Regions from separate parts of the Homo sapiens genome. Here all the other regions are linked to region 1. A link is a contact called in ENCODE Hi-C or POLR2A ChIA-PET data. All regions are on one chromosome and are shown on one strand. The core of a region is the stretch at or near the end of the contact, and the rest is flanking DNA. Distances in the headings are between cores, read along the strand shown. Region 1 holds the start of FGD6 (FYVE, RhoGEF and PH domain containing 6). Region 2 holds the start of ARL1 (ARF like GTPase 1). Region 3 holds the start of DUSP6 (dual specificity phosphatase 6). Region 4 holds the start of SCYL2 (SCY1 like pseudokinase 2).

The links. A loop is a pair of places that touch in the nucleus more often than their neighbours do. ChIA-PET counts read pairs that join two places held with the same protein, here RNA polymerase II (POLR2A). Pooled maps may share reads with other maps.
Region 2: a pooled map shows a loop between it and region 1 (8-fold over the local background). The contact joins the promoter of ARL1 here to the promoter of FGD6 in region 1. A Hi-C loop is called at or near these places in 3 of 50 pooled maps.
Region 3: a map of CD4-positive, alpha-beta memory T cell shows a loop between it and region 1 (12-fold over the local background). The contact joins the promoter of DUSP6 here to the promoter of FGD6 in region 1. A Hi-C loop is called at or near these places in 1 of 168 maps with a recorded cell type or tissue (CD4-positive, alpha-beta memory T cell) and 5 of 50 pooled maps. POLR2A ChIA-PET finds 5 or more read pairs at or near these places in 1 of 52 experiments (activated naive CD8-positive, alpha-beta T cell).
Region 4: a loop to region 1 is called in a map of B cell, with 19 times the contacts of the local background. The contact joins the promoter of SCYL2 here to the promoter of FGD6 in region 1. A Hi-C loop is called at or near these places in 2 of 168 maps with a recorded cell type or tissue (B cell and naive thymus-derived CD4-positive, alpha-beta T cell) and 9 of 50 pooled maps.

What each region holds. Positions count from the first base shown.
Region 1 is chr12:95,216,010-95,218,847 of GRCh38, forward strand. It overlaps FGD6 (FYVE, RhoGEF and PH domain containing 6), which reads right to left and starts at 1,458. Exons shown (of 21, transcript NM_018351.4): 1 at 1,216-1,458. The coding sequence starts at 1,231. VEZT (vezatin, adherens junctions transmembrane protein) reads left to right here and starts at 1,798. Exons shown (of 12, transcript NM_017599.4): 1 at 1,798-1,877. The coding sequence starts at 1,842. RefSeq lists enhancers at 1,122-1,716, 1,717-2,312, 1,777-2,016, 2,617-2,666 and a silencer at 1,317-1,546.
Region 2 is chr12:101,406,430-101,409,267 of GRCh38, forward strand. It overlaps ARL1 (ARF like GTPase 1), which reads right to left and starts at 1,343. Exons shown (of 6, transcript NM_001177.6): 1 at 1,213-1,343. The coding sequence starts at 1,216. RefSeq lists enhancers at 826-875, 956-1,005.
Region 3 is chr12:89,351,091-89,353,928 of GRCh38, forward strand. DUSP6 (dual specificity phosphatase 6) reads right to left here and starts at 1,411. Exons shown (of 3, transcript NM_001946.4): 1 at 550-1,411. The coding sequence starts at 949. All of the region lies in intron 9 of POC1B-DUSP6 (POC1B-DUSP6 readthrough), which reads right to left. RefSeq lists an enhancer at 1-537 and a silencer at 2,357-2,666.
Region 4 is chr12:100,265,589-100,268,426 of GRCh38, forward strand. SCYL2 (SCY1 like pseudokinase 2) reads left to right here and starts at 1,589. Exons shown (of 18, transcript NM_017988.6): 1 at 1,589-2,204. DEPDC4 (DEP domain containing 4) reads right to left here and starts at 1,491. Exons shown (of 10, transcript NM_001364818.2): 1 at 1,332-1,491. The coding sequence starts at 1,488. RefSeq lists enhancers at 1,334-1,413, 2,084-2,153, 2,164-2,223 and silencers at 1,784-1,833, 1,934-2,013.

The DNA of each region.
Region 1 (2,838 bases), core at 208-2,707:
GGCAAAGAAAAGAGAGTTTATAAAGATATCTCATATAAGTGCATATAACATCAAAAAGGAAAGACCCACACAACACCCACTTCTTGCTTTCTTTTCCTATTGGCTAACTTCTTGTTTCGTTTGTTGTAATCTGATCACAGGGAGCAATGCAACACTACAATATATCTAGGCTTTAGAAATAATACAAATCAGAACATTTGAGTGCTGTTGGACAGTTTCAAGTTGCAAGAATTTTAAACAAATGCCAAGAAAAGCAATGAAAATTTAATCTGATACTTAAGTGCTGATTCTGGAAGTAACCTTGAGAAGAAGCTTTAAACTATTTCACTATAAAATTTCTAATGAAAGTTTCAACGTGGACAAAAACGTAAAATAACCCATAACACTCTACTTAATACATAAGTTCTGGTTTAAAAATTAACCTATGTACTTACGAAGTGAACGTAACACCACTTTGGTAATTATTTTGTAAAACAGAAATTGTTCCTTAAGAATGTTCAGAAACACAACGTCTAGAATTGCTGAAAATCCACACAAAGATAGAGGCTTTGTCATTTGGATGAAGGGGAAAGAACTATGGGAGGCAGACAGAAAATAAAGCTTTGTTTACCCTAATCAGGTAGAAACAAACAAAATAATTGTAATTGGGTGCAGACAAGCAAAAAAAAAAAAAAAAAAAAAACCTCAACAATCTCAACTCCTCTGCTTCTCAGGTAACAGAGGTAAAACCACCAGGACATGACAATGTCTACGCCTCTTTAAAATGGGTAAAAGGTTTACCAGCAGATACAAGGTTGAAAGCGACTCACTTAGTGGCCAAATTGAACACGCTGAGAACACTGCCTTTACCTATAATAACTGATCTATTAACTTGGGAATCTACACTATTTTCACATGCAAAGGCGAAGTCCTCGCACTGCTGGAGAGATGAGCGAACGCCCTTCACACATCGCATTTCACCTGGTGCAGAGCCCCCAGCACAGTCCCCCTTGGAAGGGAGATCCCGAGAAATCCCGGGTTTCCAAACAGCCCCTCTGGGCAGGAAAAGACGAGAAAGCCGGCAGCGAATCCCATTAGCTCCGCGCTTGCCGAGGTGCTCGGCAAAGGTACGGGGCACACAACTCGCCCACCCCGGCGAAGAAAGTTGCTCGCGAGCCCAAGCCTAGCAGCGCTCGCCACAAACTTTCCCGCGGCAGCGCGAGCGCCGTCACTTACCGGCTGCAGAAGTCATGATTCCCCGGTGCAGCTCGCTTCCCCGCTCGGCCCCTCAATCCATCTTCCCCTTTCAGTCCATTGTTCCCACAGTTCGGGTAGGAGAGAAAAGCCCCCGCAGCGCCCACATTCCGTCCCGCCGCCCCGCGGCGCAGCCTGAGCGCCACACAAAGGACGCGGCCGACTCTAGCGACCCTGCGGCGCTCCCGGGCGCGAGCCGCCGGGGTCGGGCGGGCGAGCACTAGCACCGCCCCGCAGAGCGGCAGGCTGACAGCCAGGCGCGGGCACGAGCAGTGCTCTCTTCGGCTCCGCTGGCGCGTGCCCTTCTCGGGCTCCAAAAATCAGCAGTGCTCCGGGCGCCCCCTGCTAGTCGCGGCCGTAAAAGGCAGACAAAAGCCCTAGCCTCCTCCAATCGGAGGGCTCGAGCTTCAGCTCGCTCCCGCCTCTCTCGCTTACACGCTCACTCTCTTCTCCAATAAGCGGGCTCGAAAAGGGGGCGTGAGCGGCGAGGCATATTGGGAATTGTAGTTTTCTGGACCCACGGGACGGGCAGGAGCTGGAGCTCCGTGCCGCCTGTACTCCCGCCTTCATTTCCCATCGTGCTGAGGCGGGTGGCATGGCGGAGAAGGATGACACCGGAGTTTGACGAAGAGGTGGTTTTTGAGGTAAGAGGAAAATGGCGGTGGGTGTGGATTGCCTTTGTTTGAGAAGGACGAGACGGAAATCGAGGAAGCAAGGCGTTCCCGGGGCGAGGGATCGGGTGACGCGCTCCAGCTGGCCTCGACCACCGAACCCCAGCGATTTCAGGGCCTAGAGTCCGTCGTCGCCTGACAGGTGTAGCCAGAGGCGCCCTGGCCGTGGCCGGCCTCTATCTCGGGCCCGCCCAGAATTCCCAGACGGTGCCCGGTTGCCAGGCTCTGGGCTGGAGCGGTGTCTCTTCCTTCCTGGGAATGGATGTGCGGCGGGGGGGACTGCGCCCGGCTGGGGCGGGGCCGAATCGTGCCTTTTAGATAGTCACAACTTAGCCTCCTCCTTTTCCATCCGCGATTTTTTTGGGTCAGTATCCAGAGTGCTTCAGGTCACTGTTCACCGTCAAGGCGTGGCCCTCGGAATGAAGGCAGCAGGTGCCCGTTTTCTAACACGGTTTAAAGTCTATTTGTGGGACCTACTGTGGGTAGTTAGGGCCAGGGCATCTCAGCATCTAGATTCGATTCTTTTGTCCTTTGCTGTTGCGCTAGGTGTAGCCAGTTCTTCTGACTCGGGGCTCTAGATGTGAGTGCTTTTGTGTGGGACTATTTTAAGACGTTCTCTGCCATCTTGAATGAAAAAAATCGGGCGAGTGTTTTTGATGCCATTTTTTTCCATCAGACACAGGTCAAAACTCGCACCCCTGTACGTATGTGTATTGCATGTATACGCTTTACTTTCATTTATCCAACTAGATTTTAAGAAAATTTAAAAATGAAGTGGCCCATGCCATACAGCGAGAGAGCGAGGCACAGACAGGACAGAATGCTAAATGTTGAAATATGTACAAACTGTCATTGAAGGATTAATTTCTGTTCTTGCGGCCTCCCAGAGGCTACACCCAGTACGCGATATCCGAGGTGAATCTTTAACTATGAA
Region 2 (2,838 bases), core at 93-2,592, 6.2 Mb after region 1:
ATATAGCTAGTACAAGAAATTGAGAAAAAAGCTGAAAACAATAACTATTTTTGACAAAAAACCCACTTTTAAAAATAATAAAGCTCTATCCAATGCATCACAAAATATTCCCAGAAAGCTTCCTGTACACCAAGTATTGTGTAGGATAAAAAGCACAGTCCTTTTCCCATCCAGAGCCATTAGAGAAGATTAAAAACAAGTTACATTAATACAAAAAAAAATAGTTAACATCAGAAGTGATGCCACACTGTTATTTGGCAAAGACATGGCATAACTAAGAGCTGCGAGTTGAAAAATGAACAACACCATGGGCTAGAGAACCTTGGGAAAGTTCAACAGAATAGGTGTGACTTGACAAAGTCCTTTCTACCATTTACAGGTAGAAGAGAGGCGGAACAAAACTGAAGGCGGTTATGGAAGACAGGACAGCGCCTGTGATGCTTGGGAGCAAGAAGTATGCTCCCCAGAAAACTGTGGAGGGATTTAACCAAGCCAAAGAATCTGCACCTTCATTTGGAGGGTGAGAAACGAGTTAAAGAATGTGCACCCTCACTTGGGTTCTAGCGGGGCGAGGGTGTTACCTGATGCTTGTGAGAATGCAGTTCCCTCAATCAGCGGGCCAAGAACCAAGAATAAAGTTTCATTTGCCGACTAGAAATACCCGTATTATTACATGAAACGCTACAGCAGATTAGCAGACAAATGCCAAACTGGCCATAAAACAACATAAGCAACACCTGCTCTCAGGTTTTTCAAACTGACGCCGTCCCAGCGCCCCTGGTAAAGAGAATGATTAAGCTTCCACTCTGGGGCCGCAGCTCATCTTTCACCAAGAAACCTCGGCGAACCTGCGACTGACGCGTTGCCAGCCTCCGCAAGAACAACTCTGCCCAGCAAGTGGAGCTGGGGATGAGGGAAAACTTCATGATAAGGGTAAAGAACTCGAACCCAGGCTCTGCGGACGTCCCCAAGCTGTCCGGGTCCCTGGACCCCGCAGGAATCAAGGGGAACCGAGAGAGGACGGAGGAGAACGCGAGAGGCCGGATCCACCCCTACAGATGAAGATCCAAAGTGAGTCAAGTCCTCCGCGACCCGCCCCCTGAGGAGCTGGCTACTCTAGGGTATCCTGGCCGGCCCCTCTCCTCCTCTGCACCCCAGCCCTCGGCCGCGGCTCCCTCGAGCGCGCCCAGGTGCCCTTCTCGAACCCCTCACCCATGATGAACCCCCTGTCCTCCCTCGCCGATCTTCAGTGATTCCTTGGCCTTCGGCTGCAGCTCCGAGGCGGTTTCCTCGCAAGCCCAGTCAGCCAGCAACTTCCACGTCGGACTCCAGGCGGGGGCGGGAGCGAGGGTCAGCTGCGACTGCGCGCCGGGAACGGTGGCCTGAGCATCCGCGTCGTCGCTTTCGACTCACGGTCCCCGCTCACTGGATGTAGATACCGTGGAGGCCAGAAGAGACGAATAATTCAAAAACCTGAAGTCTCTCCTGCTTGTGTTTTTCTGGACAGAAAGAGCTTCTGAAATAGAGAAATTGGAATTTTTGTTTTAAATTCTGACACCAAAAAGTGGCGAATCTGACAACTGAAAATGCGAGTCGGGCCTCGATGAGTCGTCCCGGTCGAACGCTGGCGCAGGCTGCGGCGTTGCAGAGGACGCGTGTCCCGGAGCGCCCTGCGGGGCCAGCCCAACTCTCCCTAGGTGCTTTCTCCCAGAAAGAAACAAGACTACGTAATAATAATAGGAATGGTACCGCGCTGCCAATGCGGAGCAGCCTTGCACCTGAGGCCAGTAACCAGAGGTTTTTGTCTTCGCTGTGGCCTGCAGGACGAGGACCTCGCCGGCTTTTTTTCTCGCTGACCGAGCAGCTGAGACCGCCTTTCAGGGGTCGGCAGTGTGGACTGGCTGGTCCCGATCGTGGGGACCAGGGACTTATTCCCTCGAGGGTCGACTGTTGGAAGTAATGTAGGTTTTGATAGTGAAGTGTGTGGAGAGGAAGAAGGAAGCACACCTATAGGATGTGGAGAAGGGATTTCCCCTAGAGAAATTTTTAAAGGTTGAGCATGTATGTTTTGAAACTTCCCAAAGATCCATTGAAAAGTGAACCTTCCGGCCGGGCGCGGTGGCTCACGCCTGTAATCCCAGCACTTTGGGAGGCCGAGGCGGGCGGATCACGAGGTCAGGAGATCGAGACCATCGTGGCTAACACGGTGAAACCCCGTCTCTACTAAAAATACAGAAAATTCACCAGGCGTGGTGGCGGGCGCCTGTAGTCCCAGCTACTCAGGAGGCTGAGGCAGGAGAATCACTTGAACTCAGGAGGCAGAAGTTGCAGTGAGTCGAGATCGTGCCACTGCACTCCAGCCTGGGCGACAGAGCGACACTCCGTCTCAAAAAAAAAAAGAGAAAAGTAAACCTTCCATCCCTAATACCCTGTATCTCGGTGATCCCCAGTAGTCACTACTGTTAATACTCTCTTAGGTTTTCTTCCAAATCTTATTAATACCTTTGCATATTATGTTTTTATTTATGGTAGAGATTTTCATCCATTCAACAGAAGCTTATGGACTGCCTTTTTAGTTTATTTTAAAAGAATTTTTCTAGCTTTAAATAAAAATTGTATATATTTACAGTGTACCATGTGATGTTTTCATAGTTGTATATGTTGTGAAATGATAACATACCCATCACCTCACATAGTCGTGTGTGCTTGTGTGTATATGTTTATTTTGTGCTAAGAATATTTAAGGTCGGCCAGGTGTCGTGGCTCAGGCCTGTAATCCCAGCTCTTTGGGAGGCCGAGGCGGGCAGATCCCTTGAGCCCAGGAGTTGGAGTCCAGCC
Region 3 (2,838 bases), core at 161-2,660, 5.9 Mb before region 1:
ACCGCAGCCCGGCGCAAGAAACACCACAAGCATCCTACGAACCCCCTACATACAGAACCATCTATAAGAGAAACACACTTTAAATGTGCACCATCGGGAATGGAACGAACGGGCCCGCCTCGCCAGGGAACCCTTATTCGCTTGAATCCGGAAATAGACAAAATGGCAACTTTTTGGAATATTTTGAGAGCTAAGATGTGCCAATTTGCATCCCCAACAATCTCTCCCGTCCTGCAAATCTTAATTCAAAATCGAACGATAGAAAACAGGGTGATGGTGGAGGATGTTCTGGCTAAGAAGGCGCAGAACCCGTTAGAAAGAAACCGCCGGTACCCGCAGCCGGAAGCGAGTGGATTCTGAGCCGGCCCGGTTCTCTGGTGCGGAACGCGCGGTTCGCGGCCCCTACCTCGCCGGCTGCCGGTCCCTAGGCGGGCAGCGCGGCTCCGAAGCTCCAGCTGAGCGGAGCAGAGGTATTTTCAATCCACGCGCCCCGCCCGCAGCCCTGCGCCCCTAGCCCTGCCCCGCGCGCGGAGTTCCCTGGGCGCGTACCTTCCAGGTAGAACGCCCGGCAGCCCTCGTCCTTGAGCTTCTTGAGCAGCAGCCCGAGCACCGACTCGCCGCCCGTATTCTCGTTCCAGTCGCTGCTGCTCTCGTCGTAGAGCACCACTGTGTCGGTGCCACAGCGCCGGGTGAAGCGGTCCCGGTCCTCGCCGCGCGTGAAGAGCGCGCGCACCGGCAGGTTACCCTTCTGCAGGCGCCGCAGCATGATGCCCGGGATGGCCACGTTGATGGCCGACTCGATGTGCGACGACTCGTATAGCTCCTGCGGCCGGCAGTCCATCAGCAGCAGCCGCTCGTTGCCCAGCTCCAGCTGCTCGTTGAGCCACGCCACCGTCTTGCTGATCGCCATTTCCGACGCGAAGGGCACGGGTCTGAGCGTATCTATCATGGGGGTCGAGCTGCGGGAGAGGGCGGGGTGCCTACCAGACGCCCCTCGGGGCAGGCATAGGCCGAGCGCACCGCGCGCGAAGCTGCCGCTCTCGGAGCGGGGTTTAATTCCGCCTCGCCTTACCCAAGCCGAGGCTAGCGGTTGGGGCAGACGAGACAGAAGTAAAGCCGGAGGTTCTCTCTGCACCCAGCTGCAGCCGCTGGCTCTTAGTGTCAATGAATCTCTCTCAATGAAGCTGCCCAGATAGTTTTTGTTCCTCCCCAGTGAATGAAATCCAATTAATTCGGACTCCGTGCTACTGAGAGGGGAGGAAAAAAAGTCTAGCGGCTTCTAATCCCTCCCTCCAAGGCTGCACCTCAAATCTACCCGGGCGTCTTTCTCCCCGGATTATTTAAGACTCGATTTGCTATCTCTTGGACTCAGCCTCGCACACCCCCTGCGCGAGGCAGCTCCTCAATGGATACAAACAGCGAGCGTCTCAATGGATACATTCTCCGGGCCAGCCAATGAGCGTGCTGCGGAAGGGGCTGTTGCCGTGGGGACGGGCCGGCTGGAACAGGTTGTGTTGATGAATTGTTAATGAGTTTGTCATTCACAAAAACGGAAAGGAATTTCCGCTCCGGATAAGCCCCAGTGCAAACAAGCTGCAACAGCGGGCTCGGCGGGAGGAAGGAGAAAGAAGGGGAGGCGGCAGCGGAGGAGGAGCAGGGCACATAAACCAGGGCACTTCAGTTGTCTCATGTTTCCTTCTGTTGAGAGTTCACACTTCGCGTCGGAACTTTTGCGCACCAATGGCGCAATTAGCATGCACAAAAGCCCTTGTTCGCGACGCTTGCGTTCGCGAGCTAGCTTTAGGAAAACTTGTGCTGACTTTTCGTTCTTTGTATTCCCTTCAAACTCATTTGGACCCAAGTTCGCCTTAACCCTCCCCTCCCCCAACCCCCCTTCTTTAGGCGGTGTGTGGCATTTGTTTGCCACTTTTAAAGGCCCAGCTCTGTTTGCTCTGATGTTCTTTTAGCCGAGGCTGTGTTGGGGCTGGTGAACTGACTGGGCTTTAGTGACCGATGAGGTGTTAAATGCTAATCCAACATATTTCGAAACAAACCAGGATTTTGTTGAAACATTTTAAAGCAAACAAACAAACGTCTGGTTGTGCAGAAAATCAGAAGAAAACCTTTTTTCTTAAAATAACATTTTATTTTCATTAAAACAATGTAGAGTGCAGAAACAAACTCTTAGGTCAGTCCAGTGCTTTTACTGTATTCCGCTCCGGCGGCGTGGGGAGTTACAAGCCATTGTTCGGGGGAATCTATATCTCTCCCCCCGCCCCACCACCACCATCGCCTGCTGGGAGGTCGCGCTGGTTAATGATTTCTGGGCAAGGAGCTCGGCTTCTGACGGGGGAGCCGGTCTGGCGGGGCTGCCTGAGCGAGGTGTGCTGGGACGCGCCGGGCCGGGCCAGCAGTCCCCGCCATGGGCGAGGCGTGAGGAAGTCCTCCCGCAAGACCTGCAGGCTGCGGGGGCTCGGCAGGGGGGCTCGACGATTGGTTACAGTTGGCAGGGAGGCATGTCAGAGGGGGCCTCCCCAGCCCTCTCCTGCCGCCGCCTCCTCCCTTTGTCCAGCGCCGGGCACTCCGGGGAGCACCAGCCGCGCCTGCGCGCTGCGCTCCCTGCCACCGCCCCGCCGTCCCCGTCTCCCCGCTTGGGCACGGGGCTGTGCGCGACGCAGTGGACGGGTGCGGGGCTCAGCGAGGGACTCCCGGGTCCATAGAGATCTGGGGAGGGTGGGGGGAGCAAGGACGAGTGCCTGCCGGGACCCCCCTGGCTCCTCGCTCCCAAGGAGTCGAGGGGAACGTCTCTACCGCGCTGCAAAGCCAGCAGGTAACTTT
Region 4 (2,838 bases), core at 339-2,838, 5.0 Mb after region 1:
GTCTATTACCTGAAAAAAACAGTTAAATAAATTATGGTATACCCTTACTATAGAATAGTAGCCAGCCATTAGAAAGAATGAAGTAGAGCTATGTTTATAGTGTGCAAGGATCTCATTAAGTAGGGAAAAAGAAAAACCCAAAACAAAAATTTTTTAAAAATGAGCTGAGCAGAACAACTTGTATATTATTATCCTACTTAGGTAAAAATGAATTCCCAACCTATGTAAAAATGTATGTAAATAAATAGAAAGATCTGGAAGAATAAACTTCAAACGAGTAACCTTGGGGAAGAAGGATTGTAATGGTGGCTGATGAAAGAGGATGTACCCTTTTAAAGTGTACAATTCAGTGTTTCTAGTACATTCACAAAGTTGTGCAGCCATCACTATTATCTAATTTCAGACCATTGCATCATTCCACAAAGAAACCTATAGTTCGCAGTCATTCTTCATTCTTCCGTACCCCAGTAAAATTTTAATTAAAATTAAATTTAATTAAAATTAATTAAAAAAATTAAAGAATGATAAGGGAATAACTTAGAACTTCTAGAATGTTTTTTCTAGATTTGCAGGGGGAAGTGGGTAGAATCCAAGAACTTAAGCTCTCTTCTCCAACTATGCATAACCGCAAAAGTATGCCCAACTATACATATGTTTACGATAAAATGACAGAAATAAAAATCCACCACCCTCAAATTCCTTCTGTAACAGAAGTTACCCGTCTAATCACTCAAGAAATCTTATCCCCAGACATTGTGGGCAGAGCGGAGACTGAGGAGGGGAGGCCAGAAAGTGATGGGCGGAGGTGGGCAGGAGGGTACTCGACGGGGTAGGTGGAAAATACAGCGGTACAGCCTGTTTTCCATAGACAGTCTACCTCTCTAACCTTCATTAAACAAGTAGGCTAGATTAAAGAAATAACTCCTCTAGCTCAAGGAATTTGCCCTCTAGTACATTAACCCCTTGTTGCTGTAAGTGTAGCCTAGGGACCAGCAGCATTGGTGCCATCTGGACATGTATTAGAAACGCAGATTATCAGACCCTACTCCTCAATCAGAATTTGCACTTTCACAAGATCCTAGGGATTCGTATGTATATTAAAGTTTGAGAAAAAACGCTTTCCTGCACGCTCCAAGGGCACTTCACCACAGTAACCCCTAAAAAGCCTCAGTCCTGGGTCCCCCAGTCCAGTGCCTGGTAGGGCAGGAAGGGGGCGGGGCTAGGAAATGGGCGGGGCCCTGGACCAATGAGGAGCAGAGTCCCAGCCGCCTGCTCCCTTCAGCTGCCCCCTCCACCTTCACTGCACATTTGGCTAGGATATACAGGGCTACCTGTCCTCCTTTTCCGGCAGAAGCCATCTCTACGGTTCCTGGAACTTGGCCCGTTCAGCCCTGGGCCCGGAAGCTCGTTCTGACTGACAAGTCTACGGAACCTCGGAGTCAAAAGAACCGCCATAAGCTCGCGCGCTGGCTCCTCCCCTGGCACCATAGCCCCGCCCCACCTGACACCCGGGGCGGAGAGAAGTACTGGCTCCGCCTCTTCCGAACCGGCAGGAAGTGACGTCATGCCCCCGGCCGGCAGGTCTTTTAGTCTTTTTCCCCCTCCCTTACTCTTCGTCCCCGGTCCCTCCCCTCCCCACCCCTTTCCTTCTAGCTCCGACGTTTGCGGCCGCGGGGGCGGCGGAGGATATGGAGTAAAGCCAGAGTCAGTGGCCAGGCACGAAGGCAGAGCAGGAACAGCCAGGAGGCGTTTATTAGGGGGGCGGGGGGAAAGAGCCCCAGCACCGCCCCTCCTGGAAGAAGGAAGAGGTAAGTGACCGGCCGCCGGCACCGACCGACCTCCCTCACCGGCGGCTCTCTCGCCTGGGCTCCCGGAGCCGGCGAGGAGGGAATGGAGGACTCGCGCCCGGGTTAGGCCTCCCAGGGCCGCTCAGGCTGGTGGGTGTTGCCTGGTGACGGGCCTGCCGGCGGCCGGCCGGGCGATCGGCGGTCGGCGCCCGCGCAAAGCGGGGCTGGACGAGCAGCGAGCTCCGGGGAGCGGATCCGAGAGGGCCGAGTCCTCGAAAGAGGCCTTGAGGCGACGGGAGACCCGGGATCGAAGTCAGCTGCCGGAGGGAGAGCCCCCCATGCCGGCTCGAGAGCTCGGGTTTCGGTGGTGGAGAACGTAGTACCTTTCGGGGACATTGGACACTACTCTAGGACCGGGTGAGAGAGTTCACCTCAGTTCTGAGGTCCGGAATCCGGTAGCCTGGGTCACCAGCCAGGGCCCTGCCGCCCGCCGTCCTTCTCTGACAGTAGCTTTAGTTCTGGAATGGAAGGTTATTGTGTGTGAGGTGGGTGGGGCAGGGGTTTTGTTAAGAGAAAAAACCCCACGGTTACTCCTGCAGTCTTGTTTTTCTAAACGGGAGAATACGGATGGAGGAGGGTTTAGACCGATAAAGCTTGCAAAAACTTATTGGACTTTGAGCACATACCTGTGATCCGTAATTAAGGAGGCCATATTATCAAATCCACCCTCTAAGGCACTCGAGGAGGCTCCAGACAAGCTGCTTAAAAGCGCTATGCCTGTAGTGACTTCATTGGAAGGTGTCAACTATTTTTTAGTACGTCAAACTCAGGAATTATTTGTGATGACACTTTCTAAAAACATTGGATACTATGAGTGAGTTTTCTAAGTAGCCTATCTCCGTTCTGAAAAATAAATAGTTTAGCAAAAATGCTCCAAATCAGCCTGCCACTGTAAAACCCCATTATGTTCTGGTGATGGCTTGAAAGTCAGGTGCTTGAAGATTCCTTTTGGACTTTGCAGGTTTGTTGTTGTTTGGTTTGCTGTCTTATT